2 separate regions of the Homo sapiens genome follow, and region 1 is linked to region 2. A link is an interaction called in ENCODE POLR2A ChIA-PET data of the cell type or tissue named here. Cell type or tissue: A673. All regions are shown on one strand. Links, peaks and the distances in the headings refer to the core of each region. The heading gives the core; the rest is flanking DNA. Region 1 has its middle 63 kb from the start of WNT2. Region 2 holds the start of ST7-AS2 (ST7 antisense RNA 2).

Region 1 (8,341 bases), core at 13-8,012, 110 kb after region 2:
CACTCTTTAATCCCCACAACCATTGTATGGAATCACTATTGTTATTCAACTGTGGCAAAGGAAGAACTGTAGCTCAGATGGATTAGATAACTCTGCAGTCTTACCCAGAATGGGGATCAGAATGCAGAATCATCCCACTTTAAAGCTCTTTCCAACACAGGAGGCACCGTGTGTGCTGAAGATGTGCTTGGTGTGTCTAAGCAGCAGTGAGTAGTTAGACTAGAAGGATTCATGCGGAACAGATTTGGAGGGGGAGTATGGGCTAGATTGTGGAAGAGTATGGGGTTTGGACATTTTAGGCATTAGGAACCAATGAAGATTTTGGAAGACTGCAGAGAAACGATGGAAACACTTTTAGAGTGATTTGTTTAGAAAGAGTGAGCAAGGTGGATTGATGAGAAGAAAGTCTGGTGCCAGTGAGCCTCATTGAGCATTCAATTTAATAATTTAGAAATGAAGTGATACAGGCCTTGGTTTGGATGGTGGCAATGAGAAAGAAGAGGAAGAGAAAAATATTTCAAACAAAGAATACACAGAAATTGTTGCACATAGAGATTATATGAAAAGTAGGACTCAAGGATAATTCCGAGATTTGGGGGCCTGGATAACTAGTAGAATAGTGATTCTCCCTTCAGAAATAGAACACTTGGGAATTCTGGAATTTTCTTCCTTTTCAAATGTGGCCTCTCTCCCTGCACTGTCCCCTGCCCCTAATGTACCATGATGGTATAGGATACCCAACGATCTGAGCTTCACCCTTGATTACCATCGGCAGAGTTGATAAGTTGAACTAATTCAGAGATAACTGTTTACTGTGTAGTCAGGGAAAACATTCACTTGGAGACTGGAAACTGCTGTTTTTCACTATCACCAACTTGCTGTTATTCACTAGCTTTGACTTGATCCAAGTTATTTGACAGTATGGCTAAGAGGATGTATTGGGATAATATATGTCAATGGTTCTCAACCTTCGGTTTTATTGTAATCCCCTGGGGAGCTTTTAAGTAATACCAACACCTTGGCCCATCTCCAGAAATTCTCAGTTAATCTGGGATAGGGCCCAGTCTCCCCCACACCAACCCAGGGTGGGTCCAAAGGGGCAGGATGGAGCGGGTGGCTGGGACCCAGTTTGTTTGTTTGTTTTGTTTTTTAACCAACATCTCTGGTTATCTACTTGAATGTTCCCTCACATACATTCTCAAGGACTCCAGAGGGTTTCACTAACGTCTAAGGGTTGTCAGCATAAGAGAACTCACCCAGAACTTGTTTACCACATTCAGGAAGGTGTGGGCATCTTGCAAGATAAGGGGGCCAGGGGAGAAAAGATCTCTGCTTGCCAGTACAGCCACAGCCTAGTAGGGCATTTTGGATTTTCATAGCCTCAACCAATGAAAACACATTTAAAAATTCAACTAGACTTATATAAGAGCAAGAATTTGTTACTCTACCTTCCTAATGTTATGTGAGTGTCATAGGGCATTCTGAGGGGGATAGGTTATGCATGTGGCTGCAGTTCTTAGAGAGGTAGCACATTATATTTGGGTGGTCCAAGCCAAGTTGAGACCCAGTTTACCCAGAGAGCATGTACTAAAGTATAATCCAAACGACCCTTGAAATTCCCTTGTGAAGATCTGAAGATAGTGTAGTTCTGCTCTCACAGTTCAACATAGATTTTCTTCTACTGTTAAAACACATTGCTTATTCTTCCCCAAGCCCTTAAGGGATGGTTGGTTTGTGTTTTAAAAGAGCCATTTATACCTAACAACAATATCTCTAAATACAAAATTCACACCTAGAAGGCTCGGGAGCTCGAGTGAGAGACAGGCTGTGCCCAGAGGCATGGACAGTAACTGAGGGAAGTGCAGATTCAAGTCTCCAGTCCATTCTCACTCAGGGATGCCTGCTTATTGAGGTAATGGCCCCACTAGCTCACATTTTTACCCATATCTCCCCCAGCCATTTCTCTCTTAAATGCCACAAGTGTGTTTCTGATAGAGGTCATCAAGACCTTCTTGTTGGACAGCACTCATAGTAGATGGTAGATTAAAAGTCACTGATATAGAGAAGGGGCTAATTTCCCCAGTACACATGCCACACACCTAAGGACATCTTCATGTTTGGCATACAGTAGTCCCCTGTCAATGACAAGAGTAAAACCCTGTAAAATATTTGAATAAATTTATTCTGAGGCAAATATTAGTGACCAATGGCCGGTGACAGCCCTCAGGAGATACCGAGAACATGTGCCCAAGGAGTTTGGGCCATAACTTAGCTTTATACATTTTAAGGAGACACAAGACGTCAATCAATAGATGTAAAATGTACATTGGTTCAGTCTGGAAAGGAGAGACAACTGGACGTGGGGGCTCTCAGGTCATAGGTAGATTCAAAGATTTTATGATTGGCGATTGGTTGAAAGAGTTAAGTTATTAACTAAAGACTTAGAATCAATAGAAAGGAATGTCTGGGTTAAGATAAGGGTTTGTAGAGGCCAGAGTTTTATCATGCAGGCAAATTCTCCAGGTAGCAGGCTTCAAAGGGAATAGATGGTAAATTTTTTTTTTAATCAGACTTAAAGAGTCTGTTCTCAGTAATTTCAAAAGGAAGGACGGTATAATGAGGCATGTCTGACTCCCTCTTGCCATCATGTCCTGAACTAGTTTTCCAGGTTAACTCTGGAATGCCCTTTGCTGAGCCATGGGTTCTATTCAGATGGTTGGGGGACTTGGAATTTTATTTTTGGTTTACGTACCCTATCTGTGATTTCTCTCTTCCCATAGTTTCAGTTACTTGCAGTCAACTGTGGTCCAAAAATAGGTGAGGGCAGTACAATAAGATGTTTGGAGAGAGAAAGATAGACCATATTTACATAACTGTTATTACAATATATTGTTACAGTTTCTCTATTTCATTATTAGTTATTCTTAATCTCTTACTCTGCCTAATTTATAAATTAAACTTTATTATAGGTGTGTATGTATAGGAAAAAATGTAGCGTATATAGGATTCAGTACTACCCGAGGTTTCAGGCATCCACTTGGAACGTATCTCTTAAGCATAAGTGAGGACTACTGTACCCGCAACCCCAGGCTGATCCAGATGAGCTAGAATCCTCTTACTGAAGCATTGGCTTTGACATCAGGGAGCCTGGTGCCAGCATTTTGGAGTGTGAAGATTGTATTTACATCCCTGACTCCTCCCACTTTTCCCACACTCCCACCCACCCTTAAATTAGCATCATCAATCTATATCATTGTGTCCTTAGGGTAAACTCTGTGTGTGTGTGTGTGTGTGTGTGTGTGTGTGTGTGTGTGTGTGTGTGTGCATGTGTCTGTGTGTATACACCACTTCTCCTGTCAATGGCTTCTAATCGTCCCTCATTCTTAGCATGATGTAATTAAGCAACAAACTCACATTTTGTGATCCTTGTGGTAGGTTGTACAGAGGGAAGAATAGAAACTTAAAGTAAGATTGGCCTGGTTTCACTCTCTGCTTGGTCCAAACCTCAACTTGTGCCTAGAATTAGCAACCGGAGGAGAAAATGGCCAGCAGAGAGTCTACCCAAGAAGACTAGACTAAATTTCCAGGGGAATTTAGTTTTTTTTTGTCCTTGAGTTGCTTCTACAACTCTTCAATGTCTTTAAAAAGTAAGTTTTTGAAAACTGTTTTTTCTAATTGTCACAGTGGGAGGATTGGCCTCCTCCAGGCTACTACCTCTTACCTGAAGGCATGGGTGAGGTTTTTAAGCTAGTGGGTCTGTGTACTGTAAATACTAGGTATAAAATGAAGACACAAATCAATTTAGAGCAGGATCTCATTATGAAAGGAGTCATTTGCATACCCAGACTTAGTTATGCTAATATAAGAACACTGCTAGACTCTCCTTACCATGGGGTGAGGACATAGCAGAATCTTTGAAAAATTCCTGTGGTTTATCAGTTTGCAAAAAGATCCCTGGAGGCTTATAGTATGGAATGACTGTGAGACTCCACCCTCATCTTCCTAAGAATTGAATTAGAGAAATCTGTTTTTAAGAGTGTGGCCCTAAAAAATATCTGCTGGCATGAAAGGATCTCAAGGTCCCCTAAGGGGAATTCATTATGAGAGTGTCTGCTCATGATTCCCGTTCAACATAAAAGCATGGAGGTTCTTTGGGAAGGAGAGGTTCTAGCAAAACATGTAAGTGAGGCTGAAGAACCCATGGATCTACCCACCAAGACATATTGTCATTCTTTGAGAACAATAGCTGAATATGTGAGTGAAAAATAAAAGAGCTATGCCCTTGGGACCCAAGTGTGAGCTTTGGGCTGTTCAGGGATCTGCACTGGTAAGAGTATACCTGATCTTTGAGCTAGAGTCCTTGCAACTCTGCAGGGCCAGTGTTCAATAATGGGGTTCTATGTAAGTAACAGAAGCAGTAATGCTGGTAGGCTAAAGAGACTTTCCAGTTAGGCTGCTTGGGAATACTAACCCATTTAGATTCAATGAGCCTTGGGGATTCTTGGATAGTTTGCAGTGGGAGCCTCAAGAGAGAGATCTTGGATTTCTACTAATTAGGATTGGAGGAAAATGTGTAAATCTGGTAAAGAGGGTTATACCAGCTATACCAGCTTTCAAGCTCTAGTTATTCATTTGTAATGGGAGTAGGGACAGAGTATAAGGGAAGAAAATTCTAGTAGCATGATAATATTAGTGTTTTAAGACAACCAGCTCTTAGGGATCATTAGGCTTTTGAGATCCTTTTACTCAACCACAGGAAATCAGAGTGTGAGTTTCTGATGCTTTCATGGACAGGTCATTATATATACGCCAGACTTACTTGAAGACACTTTCTGAGCCACGTGATAAATAGCAGGCTATTGCAATTACTACATAAAATTGGAGTTTTCTTGACTTTAAGAAGAGTTTTGGAAGTAGTAAGCATAGTTAATGCTCTCCTATTCTTGTATTTTAATTGTTGCAGGTTATTTTTCATTAGATTAACACTAAGAAGTCAATATTGTAATCTATTTGTGGCTCTCAGAAAACGTACAATAATTTCAGTTTAACCAATTTACAAAACAATCTTGGCAAGAATTTGGTTTGCATACTTATGAGAGATTCAAAGCTGGGTACTACCTTTATGGTATGAATTTGTACCAGGCATGATGAGAATTTTTTTTGAACGTGTACATCAGAATTGCTTGAAGAACAGTTGAGTCTTATGTTTACTCATTCCTTTATTTGAAAAAGCGTATGAACTTATTGAATACTTGCTGTATGCCTGAGTGCTTTATCGTGGAATCCAGATTGAGAAGTGAGAAGAGAAATTGGTGTAGGGAAAGGGAAGAAGGGAGGGAGCCTGCCTAAAGGAAATACTCCCAATCATCCTTGGCTAATGTGTATTGGAATTGTAGCTTTATAGATTAGATTAATTTTAGTGAAAAGTTGACGTTTTATAATATTAGGTCTATTGTTGTATTATCTCCATTCATTCAAAGTATCTCCTTTTCATTACTAAAGTTTTGTAGGTTTCTGTCTTAATAGTTCTGCATAGCAGTTACTGTTTATTCCTAAGTATTTTTTGTTTCTGCTATGAGTTTCTACTACCCTAAACAGTTGCCCAGCTTTCAGTAAGTCCTTCCCACATCCACACATACAAATTCACTCTCCTTCTTTTAGGTTGACTGAAGAGGTGTAAAAATTATTTTCATCTTTCTGTGAGATAAATTATTCATTTTTTGTTATAATGTTTATCTTTAAATTTTAACATGCTTACTTAACAATGCCTGAAGTTTATCAATACTTCTACCCTTCTAAACAATTTAAGTTAAACTGCTTAAAATTGATCACTCCATTTCCATCTTGATATTGTTGCCAATACTTTGTCTCACTTTGTTTCACTTTGTTTTATTACCAGACATTAGTAATTACTAGTTATTTCTAAATATTCACTATTGTCTACATTTGACTGCACAAGTACAAATTTCTTTATTCATCATATCTTCTTGCATCTCAGTTCTTCCTTTTAGAATATATTTCCTTTTTCCTGAAGTTCCTAGACAGAGTATGCTCTTCGTAGATTTTGTCTCAAAATGTCTTTATGTTGTCCTTGCTCTTTAATGATAATTCAGCTGGATATAAAGTTACACGTTGACATTTATTTTCTTTCAAGAAATTTGAAAATATGATTCCATTGTCTTCTGCTTTCTATCAGTGCTTTGAAAAAGTCTGCTATTAGTTTGATTATTGTTCTTTTTTAGACAACTTTTCTCTCTGGTAGCTTTTTGTGTCTTCTCTTTTTCTTCTACTCTCTACAGTGTCTCAGCAATATGTTTTGTTATAGATTTATTTTGTTAATTCTACCTGGTAGTTATGCTTCTTGAAACAGGTTTTATATATTTCATCCATTCTGGAAAACAGTCATTTTCCCCATTTTCTCTCTCTTTCTGGAACTTCTAGTATAAGTATATGAGGAACCTTTTCATTCAATCTTTCATGTCTCTTAATCCCTTTTGTATTTTTTCTTTATATCTTGGACAACATTCTGGGTAATTTCTTTAAATCTATCTCTTACCTACTTCATTAACTTTTTCTTTAGCTGAATCTATTTTTTTCTGATCAGCAGAAAAACATCCACTGAGTTTTTTTAAAAAGACCTATTTAATCAACATCAAGATCAGACTCTTATAGTGATCAACAATATGCATACAAAAATAAGTATATTATAAAACTTTTGTTGTAATGCTTCATACTTTCCACAGGAAAAAAACTAAAATTTCTGTTATATAGTTAGTCACAAGAACTATCTTTATGGATTTTTGCTCATAGGAGTATGTTCTAAAGCATCTCTTTTTGTAGGATGTAGATCCTGCCACCGCAGTTGGCTGAGTTAATAAACTTGTTGTAACCTGTAGCTTTCCTGTTATTTTTCAGGCTTTCCTCTTTTGCTAAGCACTTTTTTTTGGCAGTAATTAAAATCTTCTGCCACTGCTATAGCTTCTCCTGATGCTAATACAACCATAACCACCTTGGTTTTGTGGTTTGGCAAAGTATTGGCTCTCCCAGTATAAGAACCGGAGCTTCTGCTCCATGATCTCCTTCCTTTATGGGTCCAGAATTTGAAGATTATTGTAATTGCCATTGTCCACTGTCGCTTCCACCACCTCCAAAATTGCTTCTATCATTACCAACACCATTATAACTATCCCCACTGGCATCATATCCACCACCATCATGGCTGCCACCAAAGCTATCACAACCATTGTAATTTCCTCCATAATTAAAGTTGCCATTCCCTCTAAAATAACCTCCACAACGACTGCTGAAGTTTTCAGAACCACTTTGACCTAGATAAGGCACTTACAATCTCTTGCTTAGCCAGGGATTTCCCTACTTCACAGTTATGGCCATTCATAGTATGTTGTTTCCGAATGACAATCTTATCCATGAACTTATGGTCACCAAAGTTTACAGAAGCAAAGACTCTCCTCATCACTGCCCCAGTCTGTAATGATTTCACTTCAGTCAATCTTCCTATACTGCTATGTATTATCTGTTATGAGAACGATAGATGCAGTTGCCTGTGTAAGGAAATATTTAGTGGCTGCTTCTGTAGAGCGGGGTTTTTTTTTTGTTTTTTTTTTAATGAAGATTGGGATAAGGGGATGGAATTTAGGCTTAGCCTATAATTACATTAATTTTATTGTCCCTAGGAGGTTTACCTCCATTAACAGGATTTCTGCCTAAATGAGTCATCATTCAAGAACTTACAAAAAACAACAGTCTTATTTCCCCAACCATTATAGCTATTATAACCCTACTCAACCTATACTTTTACATATGCTTAATTTACTCTGGCTCAGTGACAATATTCCCCACATCCAATAACATAAAAATAAAATGACAGTTTGAAAACACAAAGCCCACATTATTCCTCCTCCCACTTATCTCTTCTACCTTCCTTTTACCCATTTCCCCATTAACACTATCTATGATCTAGAAATTTAGGTTAAACAAGACCAATGGCCTTCAAAGCCATTGAACATCACCCGTCCAATGAATCCCCTCCCCCATGAAAAAAGTTTTATGTTTCTATGTTAATTATCCCACAGATTTCTTAAATTATAGCATTCACAGACACAGAACTAATCATATTTTATATTCTCTTTGAAGCTACACTTATCCCTACACTAATCTTTATTATCTGCTGAAGTAACCAACCAGAACACCTCAATGCAAGCTCGTATTTCCTATTTTATACACTAGTAGGGTCTCTCCCCTTATTATACTTATTTATACCCAAAATACCTTAGGTTCACTAAATATAATAATGACATTCAGTACCCAGGAACTACTAGTC
Region 2 (8,341 bases), core at 90-8,089:
CTGATAGAGGCTTAGGCAGGATGATCTAATTTCTTATTAAGACACAGCCATCTTCTCCCCATATGCATGAGTTTAAAACTTTCCTAGAGCAGATTTCATAGTAGAAATAGAAATGTCAGTTAGAATGCCTTCCATGTAGAAAGCAGAATCGTTTAAAGAAATTTCTCTGGAAACACCTTAAGGAAGGGGAAACTGTTAATTGAAAAGAGATTCTAAAAAAAAATGAAAGGGAATTCTGGGAAGGCCAGCAGTAGATAATTTCTTATATTTTCATGGCAATACACCTGTGAAATATTGATGAGGTAAACACGTCGACTCCTTAACATCAAGATTCATCACTTCTCATTTTTTAAAGCAACACGTTAATTATTTTGAATTCCCAGGATGTTTTTCAAAAAAACTCATTTTAATTAGCTTCCTTTTGCAATCACGAATATGGAAGCGGCACCTTACTGCTGAAGGAATATTTTGGCAGTAAGCAGAGCTAAGAGAGCATGCTGGCTTTTTCTTTCTTTCTTTTTCTTTTCTTTTTTTCTTTTTCTTTTTTAAGACAGAGTCTCACTCTGATGCCCAGGCTGGAGTGCAGTGGCACGACTTGGCTCACTACAGCCTTGACTTCCCAAGCTCAAGTTGTTTCCCCACCTCAGCCTCCCAAAGAGCTGGGACTGCAGGCGCACACCATCATGCCTGGCTAATTTTTGTATTTTTTGTAGAGACTGGGTTTTGCTATGTTGCCCAGGCTCATCTTGACCTCGTGGTCTCCAGTAATCCACCCACTTCGGCCTCCCAAAATTCTGAGATTACTGGCCTTGCATGCTGGCTTTTGAACATCACTGTAATGTAAGGTGTTATTTATTATTCAAAATAAAAAGTTGCATTTTCTGCTTTATTAAATTTAAGGAAAGGTCTTTCTGCTTGCTCTCATGTTTGGTAATTTTGCCTCTTCAACATTTAATATACGATACAATTTCTTTTTTCCTTTTGACATCTACTGTTTAGCTAACCTCAAGTTTTCCCTCTGTCTTTCCCTGGCCCTATTTGAGTAGATTTGGAATGAATGTCATAGGGCTGATGACCATGGTCTAGTCCCTTAGCCATACACTGTCAGAACTGTCATGGATAAACTAATAAGGATGGGATAGATTGCCTGTATGAAAGAACTCAAAAGCTGCTGTGCTTCAGTCATTCGGTCTAGAGCAGGATTTCTCAGCCTCAGCACTGTTGACATCTTGGGTCAGATTGGGGAGCTGCCTTGTGCATTGTAGGATGTTTAGCAGCATCCTAAGCTTCCACCTACTAGATGCCAATTGCAGCTTAACCCCTGTACCTCCCCAGTTGTGAAAAAAAAAAGATGTCTCCAGAAGTTGCTAAATGTCCCCTGGGGGGCAAAATCATCCCGCATTAAGAACCACTGATCTAGAGAATCTTGAGGTGAGTAGATCTGTTTCAGGGCTGACATTGGGTGTTTTTTTTGTTTTGTTTTGTTTTTGAGATGGGGTCTCTTTCTGTCTCCAGGCTGGAATACAGTGGCATGATCTTGGCTCACTGCAACCTCCACCTCCTGGGTTCAAGCGATTCTCCTGCCTCAGCCTCCCGAGTACCTGGGACTACAGGCGCATGCCACCACACCCAGCTGATTTTTGTATTTTTAGTAAAGATGGGGTTTCACCGTGTTGGCCAGGATGGTCTTGATCTCTTGATCTCATGATCCACCTGCCTCGGCCTCCCAAAGTGCTGGGATTACAGGCATGAGCCACTGTGCCTGGCCCAGACATCGGGTTTTATCCACTCTGTGTGTTAGGAGTCTGGGCTTCCCTTAGTGTGGGTGTAAGCCTCTGAAGCACCCCCAGATTTGACCAGCCTGGTTTTGGGGGCTGTTTTGCCCAAATGAGATTCCCTGAAGATCCATCCCAGGGCAGGAAGAGTAAATGAACCTGGTGGGGTCCTGGTGGGAGGGCTGACAAAGAGGAGAATGTGATGTGGGTTGGTGGTCTCCCTTGCCCCTCATGCATGCTTCGAGATCATTGTTTGCTTCATTTCCCTAAAATCTACAGTTCCTTTGAAAGTAGACTCTGGCGTTATCACCTTTCCCCGGTCTTTTTGCAGTTTCCTGTTGACCTCTGAGCCATTCTCCCTCACTCTTGTTTCACTCTGTTTGCAACACTACCTCTTCCTGTATCCTGGCCTCTCATTTCTCACAGATCATCATGCTGTTCTTGAAACATTTTATTTACTTGATTTTAGAAAACTATACTCTTAGTTTCCCTAAAATCTCATAATCTCTTTGCGGGATTTTCCTCATCTTTGTGACTTCCAAAATTTGAAGTGTCCCCTGGCCAGTCCTGGGTGGCTACATTCAATCTCAGAGTTTTAAATATCATCTCAATGACAAACGTTTCTGTAGTGTTTACTGTGTCCTAGGCATTGTTCTAGGTGCTTTACAAATATAACCTCATTTAATTTTCCTAACAACCCTTGACATTGGTGCTTGTTAAAGGTCATGTAACAAGGTAGTATTTCTGAGAGTGTGGTCTACAACCACCTGTATCAGAAGTGCCCAGGGTGCTAGTTTAGTACTCACCTCACAGGGTAGATGTCAGGATTAAACGGGATAATTCAAGCAAAGTACTTGGGACCAGACTTCATGAGTAATAACGACTCATTGTTGCTGTTCTTACTGTTATTGTCCAAGAGATATTGTTAAGTGAAGAGGAAAAGTATAAACATAGGTATAATTTGATTCCATTTTTTCAATTAAAAATATATGCTAATATAGACTAATAGTTCTCAAACTTCTTGGTCTCAGAACACCTTTAAAATAATTGAGGATCCCCAAACCTTCGTGTGCGTTTACCTGTTGATATTTACCATTTTAGAAAATTAAAACTGAGAAATTTGAAAAGATGTTAAAATAATGGTTACAAATACATTATATGTTAATACAAATAACATTTTTGTGAAAACTAACTATATTGTTCAAACAAAAAAATAAGAAGAGTGACATTGCTGTTATACTTTTACAAACCTCTCTAGTGTCCAGATGAGCAGGAGGCTGGAGGCTAATATCTGCTTCTGTATTCAGTCTATGGTGATATTGCCCAACAGGTGACCTCTTGGAGTGGGAGAGGGAGAGTGAAAAAGGCAAAGAAAAATTTTATTATTATGAAAATAGTTTTGATCTAAGGACTCCCCGAAAAGATGTCAGACACTCCTCAGTGGCTCACACTTGTAATCCCAGCACTTTGGGAGGCCAAGGCAGGCAAATTGCTTGAGCTCAGCAGTTGGACACTAGCCTGGGCAGCATGATGAAACCCCATCTCTACCAAAAAAAAAAAAAAAAATTAGTTGGGCATGGTGGTACATGCTTGTAATCCCCAGCTACCCAGGAGGCTGAGGTGGGAGGATCACCTGAGCCTGGTAGGTCAAGGCTGCAGTGAGCTGTAATCAGGCCACTGCACTCCAGCCTAGGCAACAGAGTAAGACCCTGTCTCCAAAAAAAAAAAAAAAACCAAAATTCTGGGGGTTCCCTAACCATACCTCCAGGGGTTCCCTGACCATGCCTTGAGAGTCACTTGTATAAGCATAAGGAAAAACCTTGATTATAGAGAAAGTCTTTAGCATTAAAATTATAGCTGTCTATTTTTTGTATTTAGGTAATGTTGAGTATTATATGTGCTACTTGTATTTTCTTATGATGATAAAAGTAAAATTTAAAAATAAAGATTGAGACCACTTTCAAAAGAACAAAGTAGTGGATGCAAAAAAGGTAGAAAATGGCCAGGTATGGTGGCTCACGCCTGTAATCCCAGCACTTTGGGAGGCCGAGGCGGGGCAGATTGCTTGAGCCCAGGAGTTTGAGACCAGCGTGGGCAACGTGGTAAAACCCCATCTCTACTAAAAATACATAAATTAGCCAGGTGTGGTAGCACACGCCTGTGGTCCGTGGTCCCAGCTGCTTGAGAGGCTGAAGCAGGAAGATCTCTTGGGCCTGAAGTTAAGGCTGCAGTGAGCCATGATTGTGCTACTGCATTCCAGCCTGGGCAACAGAATGAGACCCCATCTCAAAAAAAAAGTAGAAAATGGGGTAGACACAGGGAAATATGGATGTGGTGAAGAAAAACTTCATCCACCTAGAATTTTAGCGTAAAACCAGACCTGTGACTAGTTTATTCCCAGGCATATTAGTTTCCTGGAACTGTGATAACAAAATGCCCCAAACTAGATAGTTTAAACAACAGAAATTTATTCTCTCACAATTCTGGAGGCTAGGAGTCCAAGAACAAGGCAGGTGGCAGAGCCGTCCTCCCTCTAAAAGCTCTAGGGAGCAATCCTTAATTGCCTCTTCCAGCTTCTGGTGTTTGCTAGCAATCTCTGACATTCCCTTGTAGCTGCATTACCCCAGTCTCTGCCTGTCTTCACATGGCTTTCTCCCTGTGTGTGTGTGTTTCTGTGTATAGATTTCCCTCCTGTCATAAGGATATAAGTCATATTGTATTTATGACCTCATCTTAAGTTGATTGTTTCTGCAGAAACACTATTTCTGATAGGGTCACATTCATAGGTACTGAGGGTTAGGATCTCAACATGTCTTTCTGGGGGACATAATTTAACCCACAATAGCAGGTCATATATAAAAGCAAAATACAGATACCCTGTATAAATTTACATTCTTCTAAAACTTCACTGCTATATCAGGTCAGCTAAAAACATGTTTTGTATGCCTTTGACCATGTTAAACCCACTCTCAGCCTAGCCTGTAAAGATGATAGCTGCTAACTAACCCTCTGTGTTCTTACATTTGGCTCCTTTAAAAAAATAGTCAGAGGGAGCTCCTTGTGTCCTTTCTGCATTTTCATCATCATCTACAGGATTCCCAGCTGAGAACTACAGGGTTTTTAGTTTTTATCAATAACCTACAGAGTGAGTATTACATGTGCCATACATTCTGCTAAGAAATTTACAAATACTGTGTCATTTAACTCACACATACCATGAGTGTCCTATAAAATTACAAAAGTAATTTATGCTCATTGTGACAAGTCAAAGAATTGAGGAAGTTGTGATATCACCTACACTTCTACAGTGCCATCGCACTGTAAAGGCATATGTGACTGAAGACTGAAGGAGATGCCAAAGTTAGTCATGTGATGTATTTTCAAAGGCCCTGAGGCAGCAGTATGTCTGGAGTGTTCAAGCAACAGCAAAGGAATCTTGGGTGGATAGAACAGAATAAGCCCAGGGGAGAGAAGGGAGGGAGCTTAAAGATCATACAGGGCTTATTGATCACAGTAAGGATTTCAGCTTTTACTCTGGGTGAAATGGAGAGCTTTGCAAGGTTTTGAACAGAGGAGTGACATGACCAGTCTTAATTTTTACAGGCTGCTGTGTAGCAGCAGAGAAGCGGAGGAGTCGGTCAGCAGGCTCTTGTATTAATCTTGGCAAGCCACAATGGCAGCTCAGGCCAGAGTGGTAGCAGAGAAGGTGGTGTGAAGTGATCAGATTCTAGATATATTTTGAAGGCAGGACTAGCAGAATTTGCTAATTAATCAGATATGCAGTACAAGAAAAAAGAGAAGTCAGGGCTGATTCTAAATATTTGCCTTGAAAGGGAAGGAGTTTGTGTCAGCTAAGATGTGGAAGTCTGGGGTGAGAGAGGTTTTTTGAGAGAAAATTACGAGTTCAGTTTTGAACATGTTACATTTGAGAGAGCACCTATTCATTGTTATCTTAAGTAGTGACTTCTTGATCTTTTTGTGGACTATGACAAATGTATACTTTGTTGGGACATTTTGGGGGATTTGATTAGATCCCTCTTAAAATATAGTTGGTGAGGAACTTCAGGAAGATAAAATCTAATTGATTTCAGAGAAACTGTGACTATAACAGTCTTTGCAGAATACAGAATGTAGTGTCTTGTGTGTTTAATTTATATGTCTATAGATCTCTGCTTCTTCCCTGTTTTACTCAACACTGTTTTTCAATCTGTCCATTTTTGCTCTATGTACCTCTTGCATCTAGTTTGCAGTTTCTAACTGCTGCATCATATTCCATGTTGTGTTCTTACTCTATTTTACTTAACCTTTCCTCTAGTGAAGGAACTCCAGGTTTCTTCCAACTTCCTGTTATCCCAGCAGTGCTGCAATGAACATCCTTGTAGACATGTGAGAAACATTCATTAGGCTGTGGGATTATATACGTGCTAGATTCCAGTGAGTCCTGCAATTTCACTCTTCAGAATGGCTGCCTATGATTAAATTCTTACGAGCAATACCTGACTATGCCCATGTATCTCAGTACTAGGCTCTGCTTCAAGCACGTCTATATTTAATATACATATTTATATATTTTAAAAATTTATTACATATAGCTTTTCATGATGTTATTTCATAATTTAAAAATACTATGTAGTTTTTTTCTTCCTTTTCATTTTGTATTTTATTTGGCTAGTTTTTACTCTTATTTTGCCTGATTAGTCTTGGCAGAGGTTGTCTATTTTGCCAGTCTTTTAAAAACAATTAGGTTTAGTTTATTTCCTCAACTTTTTTGTTTTTATTCTGTTTTTTCTTTCCATATTTGTATTATTGTTTCTTCTCCTCCTCATCCTTCTCCCCCTCTATCCTCTGTGTTTGTTGCCTTTTTACCATTTGATCCTAAGCATTTTTAAATTTCTTTTAAATTTCATTTTACCCTGTATAGTATGTTTTACCCCTCGTCATTGATTGATTTTTTTCTTTACATTATGCTTAGAAAGCATACATCATATGATATTGATTTGGGGAGAATTTATGGTCACTTCCCCTGAGGCCTAGCATATGGTCAGGTTTAATAAATGTTATATCTGTGTTTGAAGGGAATATAATCCCTGTTGGGTATAAAGATTTGTATGTATTTACTAGTTTGAGCTTATAAACCATATTATTCAAATCTCATATATCAGCTTATTTTGTCTCTTTGCTCTATCAGTTTCTAAGAAGAATGTGATAGAATATTCACCTCCAACTGTTTATTAATCTGTTTTTTGCATGCTCAGTTATTTGTTCCTTTATATATTTTGAGGTTTTGTTGTTGGGTGCGTTTATGTTGGTGATTATTATGACTTACTGATATGTTATTATGAGTATATAATGTCTCTTATATTTATCTTCCTTGAATTTTTTAACATATGTTAAGAATACCTACTCTAACTTATTGTGATTCATATTTAACTGGTTTATTGTTGTCTAAATTTTATAATCAAGCTTCCTATAAGTTTTTGATGGATCATTTGGATCTGTAAAATTTTTGATGAATATTGTCTTTATTCAAATCTGAGGGTTTTATACTTTTGATTGCTATGTTTATCCCATTCGTGTTTATAGAGAGTAACAGAATAATTACTGCTTTTTTTGAGCGTGTGTGCTGTCTTTCATGTTTTCTATGTCGTACTTTCTCTCCCATTGAAAATATCTTCCACTGATTCAACATTTTAAATTTCTGTTTTATTCTTCTGATATTCCCAACTCACTAAGATCCATACTTATATTTATGGTTCTTGATCAGTTACTAAGCCTATCACTATGTCAATATCTATAAATTATTCCCAAATGATAGAATTAATTTAGCATATGGTGCCCTGCTTCCCACCCTAAATCAGGAGGCAACCATGGACATTTGTGAACAGCTTTTCCTTCTGTGAGATGTGTGGGGAGCACTGATGTCTGAGTTTCTGCTGGGCTGGCAGGGTTGCTTCTGTGAGCAGAAGCCAGTGAAGTTGTTGATTTCTAGGGTAAGCAGAGAGGTGATCACTGGAAACAGACTTATTTCAGACCTGGGCCACCAGGAACAGAAACCAGAAAACAGGCAAAGCCAGCAATGCATGCGATGACCAGGGAGGACAATGAATTGGGTCTCCTGGGTTTCCCTTTTAAATAATCAATGCAAAAGCGTTGATCATATCCTTCTTCCTGGACCGCTATCTCTACTGCTTGTTAAGAGCAGATACCCTGGTTAGCCTTTGCCCTCTCCTTGGGCCTGGGGAAGTTACCTTTGTGACTCAAGAATCCTCAGGTACACAAACCTGCTTTCTGGGACCTCCCACTGAGCCATTTAAATACAAGCTTAGGCTCTAGTAGGACATCTTTACTCTTTCACCAGTAAAATCATTACTGCCTAAACAGAGTAAAGATAGTTACCACCGACCTTCCTACCCCTAAACACCCATTTCTTTAAATCAGGTGGGCTGTCCTTACAGCTTAATGTATCACTGTCCCATTTTCCACTCTTGATTCATGATTTCTTATTGTTCCATGGAGGGTCAGGAGGGGCCCTTCTCAAGTTTTCATTGGAGAGATGCTCTCTGCTC

The links. ChIA-PET counts read pairs that join two places held together with the same protein. Peaks named below come from ENCODE experiments on the same cell type or tissue, not always from the same donor. Only the 100,000 strongest peaks of a DNase experiment are listed, where the experiment ranks them.
Region 1: POLR2A ChIA-PET joins it to region 2 with 11 read pairs; 2 of 35 experiments call an interaction of 5 or more read pairs at or near these places.

What each region holds. Positions count from the first base shown.
Region 1 is chr7:117,255,862-117,264,202 of GRCh38, forward strand. It overlaps the pseudogene LOC100421782, the pseudogene MTND2P37 and the pseudogene MTND4P6. Among named protein-coding and RNA genes, the nearest start is that of WNT2, 63 kb to the right of the region's middle. In A673, for the core only: no CTCF peak of the experiment used is centred there; no DNase peak of the experiment used is centred there; H3K27me3 peaks cover 932 bases.
Region 2 is chr7:117,141,142-117,149,482 of GRCh38, forward strand. The region is part of intron 9 of ST7 (suppression of tumorigenicity 7); the gene reads left to right. It overlaps ST7-AS2 (ST7 antisense RNA 2), which reads right to left and starts at 4,451. Exons shown (of 5, transcript NR_109981.1): 1 at 4,255-4,451; 2 at 3,026-3,112. In A673, for the core only: no CTCF peak of the experiment used is centred there; no DNase peak of the experiment used is centred there.